2 separate regions of the Homo sapiens genome follow, and region 1 is linked to region 2. A link is a contact called in ENCODE Hi-C or POLR2A ChIA-PET data. All regions are on one chromosome and are shown on one strand. The core of a region is the stretch at or near the end of the contact, and the rest is flanking DNA. Distances in the headings are between cores, read along the strand shown. Region 1 has its middle 29 kb from the start of CECR2. Region 2 overlaps CECR3 (cat eye syndrome chromosome region, candidate 3).

What was found. Hi-C counts contacts between places; a loop is a spot of excess contacts on that map. ChIA-PET counts read pairs that join two places held with the same protein, here RNA polymerase II (POLR2A). Pooled maps may share reads with other maps.
Region 1: a loop to region 2 is called in a pooled map, with 2.5 times the contacts of the local background. The contact joins two enhancer-like sites. A Hi-C loop is called at or near these places in 5 of 50 pooled maps. POLR2A ChIA-PET finds 5 or more read pairs at or near these places in 3 of 52 experiments (OCI-LY7, activated B cell and activated T-cell).

The regions. Positions count from the first base shown.
Region 1 is chr22:17,337,279-17,344,118 of GRCh38, reverse strand. No RefSeq gene overlaps it. Among named protein-coding and RNA genes, the nearest start is that of CECR2, 29 kb to the left of the region's middle. RefSeq lists a silencer at 2,745-2,989 and an enhancer at 5,577-5,746. Within about 2 kb of position 4,883, at least 3 of the 41 ENCODE cell types and tissues checked have a DNase peak (open chromatin) inside an H3K27ac peak, as active enhancers do.
Region 2 is chr22:17,256,606-17,263,791 of GRCh38, reverse strand. CECR3 (cat eye syndrome chromosome region, candidate 3) reads left to right here. Exons shown (of 3, transcript NR_038398.2): 2 at 2,747-3,002; 3 at 5,486-6,933. Among named protein-coding and RNA genes, the nearest start is that of CECR3, 6.5 kb to the left of the region's middle. RefSeq lists enhancers at 1-263, 2,402-2,987. Within about 2 kb of position 5,636, at least 19 of the 41 ENCODE cell types and tissues checked have a DNase peak (open chromatin) inside an H3K27ac peak, as active enhancers do.

The DNA.
Region 1 (6,840 bases), core at 3,634-6,133, 81 kb before region 2:
TCTGTCTGAAAAAATAAAATAAAATAAAAATTAGCTAGGTGTGGTGGTGTGCACCTGTAGTCCCAGCTACTCAGGAGGTGAAGGTGGGAAAATTGCTTGAGCCCAAGAGGTCGAAGCTCCAGTGAGCTGCAGTTGCACCACTGCACTCCAGCCTGGGCAGTGAAGTGAGGCGCTGTCTCAAAAAAAAAAAAAAAAGGAAGTAAGAAAAATAAAAATAAAAAAAGAAATGAATAAAAAAAATTGTTGAGGCTGGGCACAATGGCTCATGCCTGTAATACCCAGCACTTGGGGAGGCCAAGGGCCAAGGTGGGAGAATTGCTTGAGGCCAGGAGGTCAAAACCAGGTATCACAGGGAGACCTCACCTCTACAAAATAATTTTAAGGCCATGGCCAGGCATGGTGGCTCACGCCTGGAATCTCAACGCTTTGGGAGACCAAGGTGGGTGGATCACTTGAGGTCAGGAGTTTGAGACCAGCCTGGCCAACATGGTGAAACTCTGTCTCTACTAAAAATACAAAAATTAGCTAGGCATGGTTGAATGCACCTGTAATCCCAGCTACTTGGGAGGCTGAGGCAGAAGAATCACTTGAACCTGGGAGGTGGAAGTTGTAGTGAGCTGAGATCTCAACACTGCACTCCAGCCTGGGCAACAGAGCTAGACTCTGTCTCAAAAAAAAAAAAAAAATGCCGGGCGTGGTGGCTCACGCCTGTAATCCCAGCACTTTGGGAGGCCAAGGCGGGTGGATCACAAGATCAGGAGTTCAAGACCAGCCTGGCCAAGACGGTGAAACCCCATCTCTACTAAAAGTACAATAATTAAGCACCTGTAATCCCAGCTACTAGGGAGGCTGCGGCAGGAGAATCATTTGAACCTGGGCGGCAGAGTTTGCTGTGAGCCAAGATTGTGCCACAGCACTCCAGCCTATGTGGTGACAGAGTGAGACTCCGTCTCAAAAAAAAAAAAAACGGATTTTAAGGCCATAGCGGGTACAGTGGTTCATCCCTGTAATCCCAGCACTTTGGGAGGCCGATGTGGGAGCATCACATGAGGCCAGGAATTTGAGACCAGCCTGGGCAAAATGGCGAAACCCCATCACTACATAACATACAAAAATTAGCTGGGTGTAGTGGCAAACACCTGTGGTCCTAGAGACTCGGGAGGCTGAGGCAGGAGGATCACTTGAGCCTAAGAAGTTGAGATTGCAGTGAGCTGTGATTGAGCCACTGCACCCCAGCCTGAGAGACAGAGAGGGAGACCCTGTCTCAACAACTAAAAAAAAAAAAAAAAAAACATAAAAAATTCAAAACAAGAAAAACTGCATGTAATACCATTACGTACATATGTTACCATTAACATTGTTGTACTTACTATTAACACTGTTGTACGTCGTTATACATGTCTCTCATGTATAACTTTTATATTTGGAAGACAAAAATCTACACTCCATGGTCTCTGCTCCGCCCCTCCTGGCCCCTGCCTGCTGCTTGTCCTCCCTCGGTGGAAGCCTGGAATTGTGTCCTGACTGGTGTCCTTGCCTGCAGGCTCTTCTTTCCAGGCCACCCTGCACACTGTTTCCAAGTATCTGATCCTGTCACTTCTCTGCTTGAAAACATTTCCTGTCTCTGCATTGCTTACAGGATAAGTTCCAAACTCCTTAGCTCTGCATGCAAGATTCTCTGCACTCGATCCCACCTACCTGCCTCCACCTCAACTTCTCCAACACAAACATAGGCCAGGCCCCTACTCTCCTCTGAACAATACACACTTTCCCACCTCCGTGTGTCTGCTGACCCTGATTCCGGAAGTTCTTTTCCTACACATACTTGAGGAAATTGTACTTGTCCTTCAAGATGCATCTCAGGCTGGGCCCGGTGGCTCACGCCTGTAATCCCAGCACTTTGGGAGGCTGAGGTGGGTGGATCACGAGGTCAGGAGATCGAGACCATCCTGGCCAACATGGTGAAACCCCGTCTCTAGTAAAAATACAAAAAATTAGCTGGGCATGGTGGCACGCACCTGTAGTCCCAGCTACTGGGGAGGCTGAGGCAGGGGAATTGCTTGAACCCAGGAGGCGAAGTTTGCAGTGAGCCGAGATCCAGCCACTGAACTCCAGCCTGGCGACAGAGCAAGACTCCACCTCAAAAAAAAAAAAAAGATTCATCTCAAAGGAGACCTCTTTGGGCCACCCTCCCAGTACTCCTCTGGAAGAGTTATTTTATTGCATGGCAGTGCTGTGTGCATATTCACCTTCCCTAAAACTTTGTGTGTCACCTCCTACCAGAGCGCAATCTCATGTAATAATCTGTGCACTTCTCGCACCTAAATGGTGCCTGATGCATGATAGCCTTTAGCTGAATGCAGAAAGGAACATCTGTATGTTTGTCTTTCACTCAGCTAATCAAGCAACTAGCATTTCTGAAGTATTTACCATGTGCTCAGCATGTGCAAGACTGTAGAACTGTCAAAAGACTCAACACTTTTTAATTTTCAAATTAAATTAAATATTAAATTAAACTTATTTTAGAGATAGGGCCTTGCTCTGTCACATTGTCCAGGGTGGAGTGCAGTGGCTTACTGTAGCTTCTAATTCCTGAGCTTAAGGGATCCTTGTGTTTCAGCCTCCCAATTAGCTGGGACTACTGGCGGTCATCACCACACGTGGATAATTTTTAAAATCCTTCCTTCCTTCCTTCCTTCCTTCCTTCCTTCCTTCCTTCCTTCCTTCCTTTCTTTCTTTCTTTCTTTCTTTCTTTCTTTCTTTCTTTCTTTCTTTCTTTCTTTCTTTCTTTCTTTCAGACTGGGTCTCTCAGCCAGGTGCAGTGACTCATGCCTGAAATCCCAGCACTTTGGGAGGCTGAGGCGGGCAGATCACCTGAGGTCAGGTGTTCAAGACCAGGCTGGCCAACAGGTGAAACCCTGTCTCCATTAAAAACACAAAAATTAGCCGGGCTTGGTGGTGGGCACCTTTAATCCCAGCTACTCAGGGGCTGAGGCAGAAGAATCGCTTGAATCCGGGAGGCAGAGGTTGCAGTGAGCCAAGATTGTGCCATTGCACTCCAGCCTGGGTGACAAGAACAAAACTCCATAAAAAAAAAAAAAATCAGGTCTCACTTTGTTGACCAGGCTGGAGTACAGTGGCATGAACACCGCTTACTGCAGCCTCCACCTCCTGGGCTCAAGTGATTCTCCCACCTCAGCCCCCTAAGTAGCTGAAACTAATTTTTGTATTTTTTTGGTATGTAGAAATGGGGTTTTGCCATGTTGCCCAGGCTGGTCTTGAACTCCTGGGCTCAAGAGATCCTCCTGACTCCCAGCCTCTCAGAGACCTGGGATTATAGGTATGAGCCACTGCACCCGGTCTTAACATTCTTTTGTAGAGGTGAGGTCTCACCATGTTGCTTGGTTTTGAACTCCTGGCCTCAAGTAATCTTCCCACATGCAGGATGAGCCGCTGTGCCCAGCCTCAACATATTTTTTAAAATTTTTATTCATTTATTTTTTTCTTTTTTGTTCTTTTTTTCTTTCTTTTTTTTTTTTTTTTTGAGACGGAGTCTAGCTCTGTAGCCCAGGCTGGAGTGCAGTGGTGCAATCTCAGCTCACTGCAACCTCCGCCTCCCAGGTTCAAGCGATTCTCCTGCCTCAGCCTCCTGAGTAGCTGGGATTACAGGTGCGTGCCACCATGCCCAGCTAATTTTTGTATTTTTAGTAGAGACGGGGTTTCACTATGTTGGTCAGGCTGGTCTCGAACTCCTGACCTCATGATCCACCCGCCTCAGCCTCCCAAAGTGCTGGGATCACAGGCGTGAGCCACCAGGCCCGGCCTTTTTTTTTTTTTTTTTTTTTTTTTTTGAGACAACCTCTCACTCTGTTGCCCAGGCTGGAGTGCAGTGGCACAATCACAGCTCACTGAAGCCGTAACCTCTTGGGCTCAAGTGATTCTCCCACTTCTACCTCCTGAGTAGCTGGGACTAGAGGTGTGTGCCATCACACCTAGCTAATTTTGTTTATTTATTTATTTATTTTAGAGATGGGATCTCACTATGTTGCCCAGGGTGGGTTTGAACTCCTGGGCTCAAGCAACCCTCCCACCTCAGACTCCCAAAGTGCTGGGACTACAGATGTGAACCACTGTGCCCGGCCTCCAAAATTTTTTAAAAAATTAATACAACAAAGATTTTTTGAGTGTGTAATATTTGCTGTGAGAATATTAAAGAAGTAAAAGGCATGGTTTTTAATCTCAAGAGAGGCTTTCAATCTATTGTATAGGGAGATACAACTTTGTTCCATGGAATGAATGTAAATAATACAAGCAAATTCCTGTGAAATGTAAAGGCAAGTGGAGGAGAGATGGCATAATGTCTGTGACAGAACACTGGACCAGGAGCTGGGAGGCTTGGTTCCTGCTTATCACTTGCTACCCGAACAAGGTAACCTTGGAGAGATCGCTTAATCTCATTTGGTAAAATCAATGTTTTGATTTTATTGCCTACTGAGATTCCTCTCAGCTCTTTGATTCTATAAGTAAGTGCTATGGGATACCGAAAGGGAGCAATGACCGTGGCTTAGAGTTGCTGGAGGAAAGCTCATGGTGAAGGTGAAATCTGAGCTGAACTTAAACTAGAGGTGAGGTCCGGATAGCCAGGAGAGGAGGCGGAAAGGCATTTCAGATATGGGGAACAACATCAACAAAGGGACAGGCAGAGACAGGATTGGGCAGGCGTGCTTGTGGGGTGGACTAAACAAGGCTATCTTCAGTGGAGAATGTTTGTTAGAGAAGATTGGGAAACAGCTCGGGTAGGTTGCCTAGGGCCAGGAAGGACTTAAGAGAGACATATTGAAAGCAGTGAAGCTATTTTAGGATACTTGCAAAAGCCAGGAATGAGGTAACGAGGGCAAAGATTAGCTTTGCACCAGTGGGAAGTCAGAGCAATGGGTGATGAGAAGCTGCAAAGATAGCATCAGGAACCTGGCTTGGCCATACAGGCTGCAGGAGAGGAAATTAGTCAAAAACACCTCTTAAGTTTTAGACCAGAGAAAGTGCACAGATCAGGTTCTGACCCAGGTTCCCTTGCCTCCAGGAGACAGAATGGGATTCCCCAGCAGTAGGAGTGAAGACTACTGAAGCTCTTCCATACGCCACACTCCCGAGGACTCCTGCAAAAAACCTTTTAGAGACTATGTTAATTTAGTTTTTGTTTTTAGACACAGGGTCTCTCTATGTCGCCCAGGTTGGACAGCAGTGGCTATTCACAGGAGTGATCATAGCTCACTGCAGACTTGAACTCCTCCCCTCAAGAGTTCCTCTCATGTCAGCCTGCTGAGTAGCTGGGGCTACAGGTGTGTGCCACAGTGCCCAACTCATTTTTTATTTTTTAATAAGATTTTCTAGTGTACTTTAAAATTCTCTGAGCTTGTAATATATTTTGAAAGTTTCAAATTTAACTTAATCAAGGAACTCATATGATTTCCTCTAGTCTCTTTAGAAATTAAAAGGTGTATTAAATTAGTAATATCCAAATGTAAAGATCCGAGGAAGACAAACATTGGTTTTATATGGATGGATTTTGTTAAAATAACATTGCTGGCGTGTTTGCTTCAGGAAGGTGATCTGGGTTGCTATTGGCTAGAGGTGAAAGGAAGATGTATTACTGATTCCCAATAGAATATAGAATACTTAAAATAAAAATCTAAACTATGAAAGCATACTGAAGAGAAATATCTTTTTGTTTTTTCTGAGATCAGATCCCGCTATGCTGCTCAGGCTGGTCTTGAACTCACAGGCTCAAGCAATCCTTCCTCCTCAGCCTCCTGAGTAGCTGGGACTACAGGTGCATGTCACCACACCTGGCTAAAAGAAATACCTTGTTGGTTTATTACATTTATTAATTTACATGTATTCATTCTTCAACAAATACTCCTGGGTCAAAAATTATGCTATGATGCTATAAGCTGCAAAAAACAAACAAGAAAAAAGGCAATGTTTGTTACCTTCAGGAAACTTATACTCCAGGAAGGGAGACAGAAGTAAGCGAACAACTATGCTGTAATTTTATTAGTCACGGTCCAGCAAGATACAGAGGCACACTCCGATGGAATTCAGAGGAGAAGGAAACGAAGGACTTTTTACAGCGGGGGAGCAAGGTTAAAGGAACCGATGTGGGATGTTGAGGCACTCAGGAACCAGAAAAGACACGGAGCCACTGTCACCGCCAGGCCTGAAGGGGCACGGGTGCGGACAGTGTGAATGGCACCCTAGAGAGAGATAGGAGAAGGGACTGCCCTGCCAGTGCGAGAGTCATGGAGAAATGTAGTCAGTGCCAGAGCTAAATACCAGGAACACAGCAGAGCAGGAAACATCCCATCCCTCTCTCCTCCTGCCTTCTGAGCCCTCAGTGGTCCCTCCAAGTGGCCCAGCCACTTAGCACCCAGCCAACTGGCAAGGGAGCCCGAGTGATAGGTCCGCAGGGATCAGTCTGTTGCGATGGAGAAGAGGCAGAGAAAGGATGGCAAGGGCCAGAGAATAACCAGCTCAACAATGTACTATTCTATGACAAAGGCAGAGAGGACAGAAAGTCAGAAGACCCTGCCAGAGAGGGACCAGGCTGCTAGAGATGGGACCTAGGCACAGCTCTGGAAACCGCTTTTGTGAGCAGAGACAGACACAAGGGTGGAGGGATGGAGCACTTGCCAGGTTCAGGATTAACTTGGCTACAGGTAACAACAACAGCAGAAGTTACTTAAACAATATAAAATGTGTTGTCACCAAGGAAGACAGGTGTGGAGCTCTACAGTAGGGAGAGGCCAGGCTCCTTCTAAGAGCCCTACTGCTCTACTGTCC
Region 2 (7,186 bases), core at 4,387-6,886:
GATGTGCCAGGCGCTGACCGGGCACCAGGGATGCTGCCGCCCTGGCGTAGCGCACTCTAAAGGCTCTGACTTCACTCTTATCTGTGCATGTTTGTATTTTATAGTTCATTTGTTTATTTACACACCACATATGTTCAGTGTATCCAAAAAGATTCAAGGCAGTTTATCATTAATGGCACAAGTGCCAGAAACCCCAAAACCAGATTAAAGGTTGAGATCCAGGGTCTAGAGAAAGCTGGGGCTAAGGAATAAGCCCATCAGAAAAGTAGGATTCAAGGAAGTGCTGCAACATTTGAACCTAAAAGTTGGTTCCGAGCTGCCTGGTGGTTAGGTCAAAAAGGGAAATAGTGTGTCTAATATAAAGGAAACATTTCTTGTGTACGTCCCTTCTTTCTGACGCCAACCTTCAGGCTCATTTCTTACCATCATCCCATGCACACTCCACCTTGCTTGACTGCATTCACTTCTGCAGAAGCACTGAGGGTCGGGCTCATTGGCACCTGAGCTTCTCCCACCTCCCCACTGCTCTGTCTGCTTAACTCCGGTGAACACCACTGGCCCTGCTTCAACAGGCAGTGCGGTCACTACTTCACATGCCTGCCTGAGCCCGCAGTCAGCGCCTGCTGCCCTCCCCGTGTCGATGCCTCTCCCACCTGGCTCTGTCACGGCCCTCTCAGGGTACTGTCATTGCTCCCTGCTTCTTTCCCTACCTGCTGGTGAGTTGCTGCAGACCAGGAGTCCTGTCCCTCATCTCCACTATCTCAGGGCCTAGCACAGTGCCTGCTGCACTATAGCCAATAAATACTTGCCACTAACAATTATTTTGCACTTAATGATGTGACAACCACCATGGTAATTGTCTTACAAATATTATCTTTTCTTTTTTCCTTGTGGCAGGGTCTCACTCTATTGCCCAGGCCAGAGCTCACTGCAACCTCTTCCTCCTGGGTTCAAGCAACTCTCTTGCCTCAGCCTCCCAAGTAGCTGGGATTACAGGTGTGCACCACCAAGCCCTGTTACTTTTTGTATTTTTGATAGAGACTGAGTTTCGCTGCGTTGGCCAGGCTGGTCTCCAACTCCTGACCTCAAGTGATCTGCCCGCCTTGGCCTCCCAAAGTACTGGGATTACAGGTGTGAACCATTGCACCAGGCCCATTTAACTCTTTTTTCTTTTTCCCCTGAGATGGAGTCTTGCTCTGTCGCCCAGGCTGGAGCGCAGTGGCGCAATCTTGGCTCACTGAAATCTCCGCCTCCCAAGTTCAAGCAGTACTCTGAGTAGCTGGGATTACAGGCGTGCACCACCACGCCTGGCTAATTTTTGTATTTTTAGTAGAGATGGGGTTTCACCATGTTGGCCAGGCTGGTCTCGAACTCCTGACCTCGTGATCCACCCGCCTTGGCCTCCCAAAGTGCTGGGATTACAGGCGTGAGCCACCGCACCCAGCCCATATATAATCTCATTTAACTCTTAAAATAACCCTGTGACACAGTTGTTATTATGACCATTTTACAGGTAAAGAAACTGAGATTAAATGAGCCGAGTAACCCAAGGACTCCTAATGGTGGACCTAGCCTCAAACTCAGATCTTCCTGACTTTGAAGCCGGTGGAAAGGATGAGACATTTTGCATTTATGGCCTTTTATTGGAATTATTTTTATCTGTTATTAGATTATGAGCCCTCAGAGGAAAGGGGGAAAGACCTCCCCACATGCACAGCAGAGAGCACGTTGCTTCGCACACAGTAGGAACTCCTGAAGTATTTCTCAGCAACAAGAGTTCTTTTTTTTTTTTAGACGAAGTCTTGCTCTTGTCGCCCAGGTTAGAGTGTAGTGGCGCAATCTCGGCTCACTGCAACCTCCGTCTCCTGGGTTCAAATGATTCTCCTGCCTCAGCCTCCCGAGTAGCTGGGATTACAGGCGCTAGCCACCACGCCCAGCTAGTTTTTGTATTTTTAGTAGAGACGGGGTTTCACCATCTTGGCTAGGCTGGTCTCAAACTCCTGACCTCAGGTGATCCACCTGCCTCGGCCTCCCAAAATGCTGGGATTACAGGCATGAGCCACTGTGCCCGGCCAAGAGTTCTTAACAAAGACATGGGGAGAATTCTATCGCCGGCTTGCAGTAAGACTGAAACTTACAAGGCCCTCACCACCACCCAGTTGGCTTCATCACACTGTGGTATTCACAGGCCTTAGAACTTACAGCTGAAAAGGACCTTAGAAATCAGAGACTCCAACCCCCATGTTTCACAGCCCAAGAAACAGTTGCAGAGAGATCAAATGGCTCAACTAAGGTCATACAGCTCATTAGCAACAGCAAGGGTAGGGACAGATCTGACTCCAACTCCCCGGAATTGCTTTCCAATTTGGTCAAAAATTTTACCTGGATTCAGCAAACAAGGTGACAAAAGGCCAGAGCGGGGAAGCCCACCAAGGCAACACCCCTCGGGAGAGTCACTAGTGGGCACTGGCCTTGGCTCTCCAGCCAGCCTGCTCAACCGCAGGCAGACTTCTCCCTTGCCCCTCCCCCAGCCACCATATTTCTTCCAGTAGCCACTCACCACCTCCTGCATGACCAGGTCTTTCTCAGGCATCTCTTGTTTGTGGGAAAGGTATTGGTGAATATCAGTCCTCCAACCGTCAGTGACTCCCTCCTGTGGACGCAGCCTTGGCTCAGACTCCTAAAGGAGGTGGGGCTCTGAGCTCTATAGCGGAGCTCACAGGGTGATTCTGCCCCCCTCCACCAGGACATTCTGATTGTCATAACTGCGGGAGGCAGACAACTTGCTACTTCACCTGGAGAGTAGAGGCTGACGATGCTGCTAAACATCCGACAGTGCACAGGACAGCCTCCAAAACAAAGAAATATCTGGCGCAAATGTCAGCAGTGCTGAGGATGAGAAGCCCTGCTGGACAAATGGGAAGAAGAGCTCTGCCCGCTGATTCCTCCTGGCAGAAAAGTTCCCACTGGGCTCCTCTCTACCCTGCCCAGTGGGTCTGCAGGTACCTCTTCAGAGCCACTGGGTTTTTGGTCTCCTTTTTTCCTACCACTTCCACCAGCCATTTGGTGTTTCCGTTTTGTCTCCAACAAAACACCAAAAAAAGGGCAATGATTTTATTGAGCACCAAATGGGTTCACGGCAGAATGCTTGGTGTTTTTGGTGTTTTATGTATCTTACATTAGCTTTGCCTTGTCACTTAATTCCACCTGAAAAACAAAAGAGTAATTTAACTCTGAGTCAGAGCCAGATATTGTTAACATTTTACCAATGAGAAGACAGGCTCAGGGAGGTCAAGTAATTTGTTCAAGGTCACTCAGCCATTAACTGTTTCAAACCCAGCTGTGAGCTATCCAGGCTACTGTTACTTTCCACACGAAACAGCAGCAGGCTGTGCAGACAGGTATGAGACAGTCAGCAAATTAAAGGTTGTGTTTGTCTTTCTCAGACGCCAAATCCATCCCCTGCCTTGTCCACAAGCAGGAAAGATAGAGTTCTGGGGAAATGTGGTCTGGGCATGGTGGCTCACAACTGTAATCTCAGCACTTTGAGAGGCCAAGTCAGGAGGATCGCTTCAGGCCAGGAGTTTGAGACCAGCTTGGGCAACATAGGGAGACCCTGTCTCTACAAAACACTTAAAAATTAGCTGGGTGTGGTGGTGTGCACCTATAGACTCAGGAGGCTAAAGCGGGAGGATTCCTTGAGCCCAGGAGTTCAATGCTGCAGTGAGGAAAGGTCACCCCACTGCACTCCAGCCTGGGAGACAGAGCGAGACTCTTACTTTTTCTTTCTTTCTTTCTTTTTTTCTTTTTGTTTGTTTGTTTGAAATGGAGTCTCACTCTGTCTGTCGCCCAGGCTGGAGTGCAGTGGTGCGATCTTGGCTCACTGCAGCCTCCGCCTCCTGGGTTCAAGCGATTCTCCTGCCTCAGCCTCCTGAGTAGCTGGGACTACAGGCACACGCCACCATGCCTGGCTAATTTTTTGTATTTTAGTAGAGACAGGGTTTCACTATGTTGGCCAGACTAGTCTTGAACTCCTGACCTCGTGACCCACCCACCTGGGCCTCCCAGAGTGCTGGGATTATAGGTGTGAGCCACTGCGCCCGGCCGACTCTGCTTCTTAAAAAAAAAAAAGAAAAAAGAAAAGGGCCAGCCACGGTGGCTCACGCCTGTAATCCCAACACTTTGAGAGGCCAAGGCAGGTGGATCACTTGAGGTCAGGAGTTCAAGACCAGCCTGGCCAACATGGTGAAACCCCGTCTCTATTAAAAATACAAAAATTAGCTGGGCGTGGTGGTGGGTGTCTGTAATCCCAGCTACTTGGGAGGCTGAGGCAGGGGAATCACTTGAACCCGGGAGGCGGAGGTTGCAGTGGGCTGAGATCGCACCATTGCACTCCAGCCTGGGTGACAGAGCTAGACTCCATCTCAAAAAAAAAAAAGAAAGAAGAAGGAAAGAAGGAAAGGAAGAAAGGAAGGAAGAAGGAAGGAAAGAAAAGGAAGAAAGGAAGAAAGACAGACATAAGCCTGGGGGTGAAGACAGGCTAGTCCCCTGCCCCATCACCTTCCTAATTGCAGTGTCTTCACCTACATGCCTCAGAACTAAGGTGAGCCCTACTAACCCAGAGTTAAACTCTGAACTTCCAAGAAAAGCTCTGGAGGAGCTCCATCACCCAGCTCCTGGCACACACACCCCTCCCTGGGAGAAGGCACTCTGAGGTTCCCCTCCCCAACAGTTTGGGCCTCCATAGTGCCTACCATTGGCGCTGGGGACTTATTAAACAGCCCTGATGCAGGGCTTCCGACACCAAACCCAGAGTCTGTCGTGACAACCTTAACGTTGTTAATAAGAGGATACTATGTGCATGGTAACATGTGTGTATGAGTGTGTACGTGTGTGTGCATGCACACATGTGCATGCTACTGAAAAGGTGGCCTTCATTCAGTGTTTAAACTGGGCCTTGGCCTCCTGGCCTCTTTGAGCTGCTTCCTGCTGACCTCCATCCCGGGGATGAGCATCCCCTGCAGTCGGGAATGGAACTGGGCCCCTCCTGGCCTCCTCTGCTCAGATTAACCCCTTCCTCCCAGTTTGCCTGTGCCTGGCAGTGGGGCTCTGGGCCAAGGGGCCAGACACTCACTGGCTCCAGGGCTGGCGGATGCCATAAACCCGTTTTCCTTGGGGACTCCAGAGCTCCACATCTTACTTTCAGAAAGCACAAGTGTTTTGTTGGAAATGGCCTCAGGAGGAGGGAGAGCCCAGGGCTCTATACACATGTTCCTCATTTGCCATTGGTGGGGCAGGGGCTGCGGCAGGGGACTGTGCTGGGGAGGCAGGCATGGGAGGGGAGAGAGCAGCTGCAGCTGCTGCCGGAAGTTTGGCTTCAGGGAGGAATGGAGGGAGAGAGTGCAAGAAGAAGGGGTGGGACTTGGGGACAGGGGCGGTGTCACGGGGGAGGAGGGTGCAGGTGGTGACTTGTTTATCTGCTCAGCTGTTTTGTTTCCAGGAGCCTGAGAGAGAGACAGAAGCAGCTGGGAGGAGAAAAATCAACGCGGCCAGGGGCCCTACTGGTCCTTCTGCCTTAGCCACAGGTTCTGAAACCAAAGCAAAACCACCAGAGAGTGATTCATGTGGGTATGGCCCTCCCTCCCCCTGCCCAGAAAGGTTTCTCTTGAGCCCATATGCTAGTTTCTGTCATGCAAACGCCCTGGCAATGCCTTCCTTGCCTTGGCGCAATGGCTCTGATTGGGTAGGCATCTCCGGGGGTTAATACTGGCACAAACTCATGTAAATCTTCCTGGGCCTAAGTCTGGTGTACTCTCATATGTGAATTGGCATGGTCCTGGAGGGCTAGTCAGCTAGCTCCTAGCCTCGAGATCGGCCTGGACCAAACCAAAAAAAAAATCATCTCTGGTGAAACAGGATAGCCACCCCACCCCCTGCTCAGCATTCCCCAGTGCCTCCCTTCACAGTGGCCAGTTTGGATTCTTCTCACCAAACGCTCAAGACCTGTACAGGTTACTTATTGGTCCCCTTCATGCCCCAGATGCAAATTTGGCATGTCTCATTTGCATTCTAAAGTGTTTGGAGGCAAGGCTGGGATGAGCTTAATTTGCCCTGATGTCTTTTGACCAGGTTAGTAAACATCCCTCCAGCCCATCTCAGCACTTGAGAATCTGGAAGGCAGCTATGCTTTAATTACAGTGCAATTTCAGGAGTTTGCTTGCTGTTCCCCCTTGGCTCTTTGCCTAGCTTATTATTTTCATCTTGTTGTTTGTTTGTTTAAATGAGAACTTTCGTAGACAATTCCCTCTCCCGCCTCCCCCAGAGGCCAGTCTGTGTTGCTAGAGGACTTTTTCTGCCTCCCTCTTGGTTTACAAAGCCAGGGCATCTCTGTTGACAAAGGGTCTGCGATCTGGCACTGGGCCTGGCAGTTAGGGAGTGTGTAAGAAATGCAGATGCCTTTTGCAGATGCCTGCCCTGCTCCTCCTCTAAGCAGCCAAAACATCCTGCACCACCTCGGGAAGACCCCACATCCCAGCTTGCTGGTCTCTGAGCACTCTGCCCCGCCAACCCTATAGCGCTAGGAAGGCAGGAAGGATGGAAAAGGCTGTGGGGGATTGAGTAAGGGATTTGGGAATGAGGGACAGTGACACTGTAGGTGGGTTGGCTTAGCAGGGGGATTGGGAGTGGCCAGCTGGAGTGGTGGAAAGAACTGGGGACAGGGAGTCAGGAAGCTGAGCTTTTATTCATCCCAGCTTTGCTACTGACAAGTTAGGTGGTCTTGGGGCAGACTGGGCCAAATCTGGGCCTTCCTGTGTAAAACGCATGCTCCCATCTCAAGGTCCTTTTCTACTTTACAGATTCTCTTGCTTTTAGAATGCTAATTTCATTGACTGTGGCCTGTTTCCTTCTCCAGAGACAGGATAACCCAATAAAATCGCCCCTTAGGTGGGGTGTGTTGGCTCACACCTGTAGCCTGTAATCCCAGCACTTTGGAAGGCTGAGGCAGGTGGATCACCTGAGGTCAGCAGTTTGAGACCAGCCTGACCAACAAGTTGAAGCCCCATGTCTACTAAAAATAGAAAAATTAGCAGGGCGTGGTGGTAGGTGCCTGTAGTCCCAGCTACTTGGGAGGCTGAGACAGGAGAATTACTTGAACCTGGGAGGCAGAGGTTGCAATGAGCTGAGA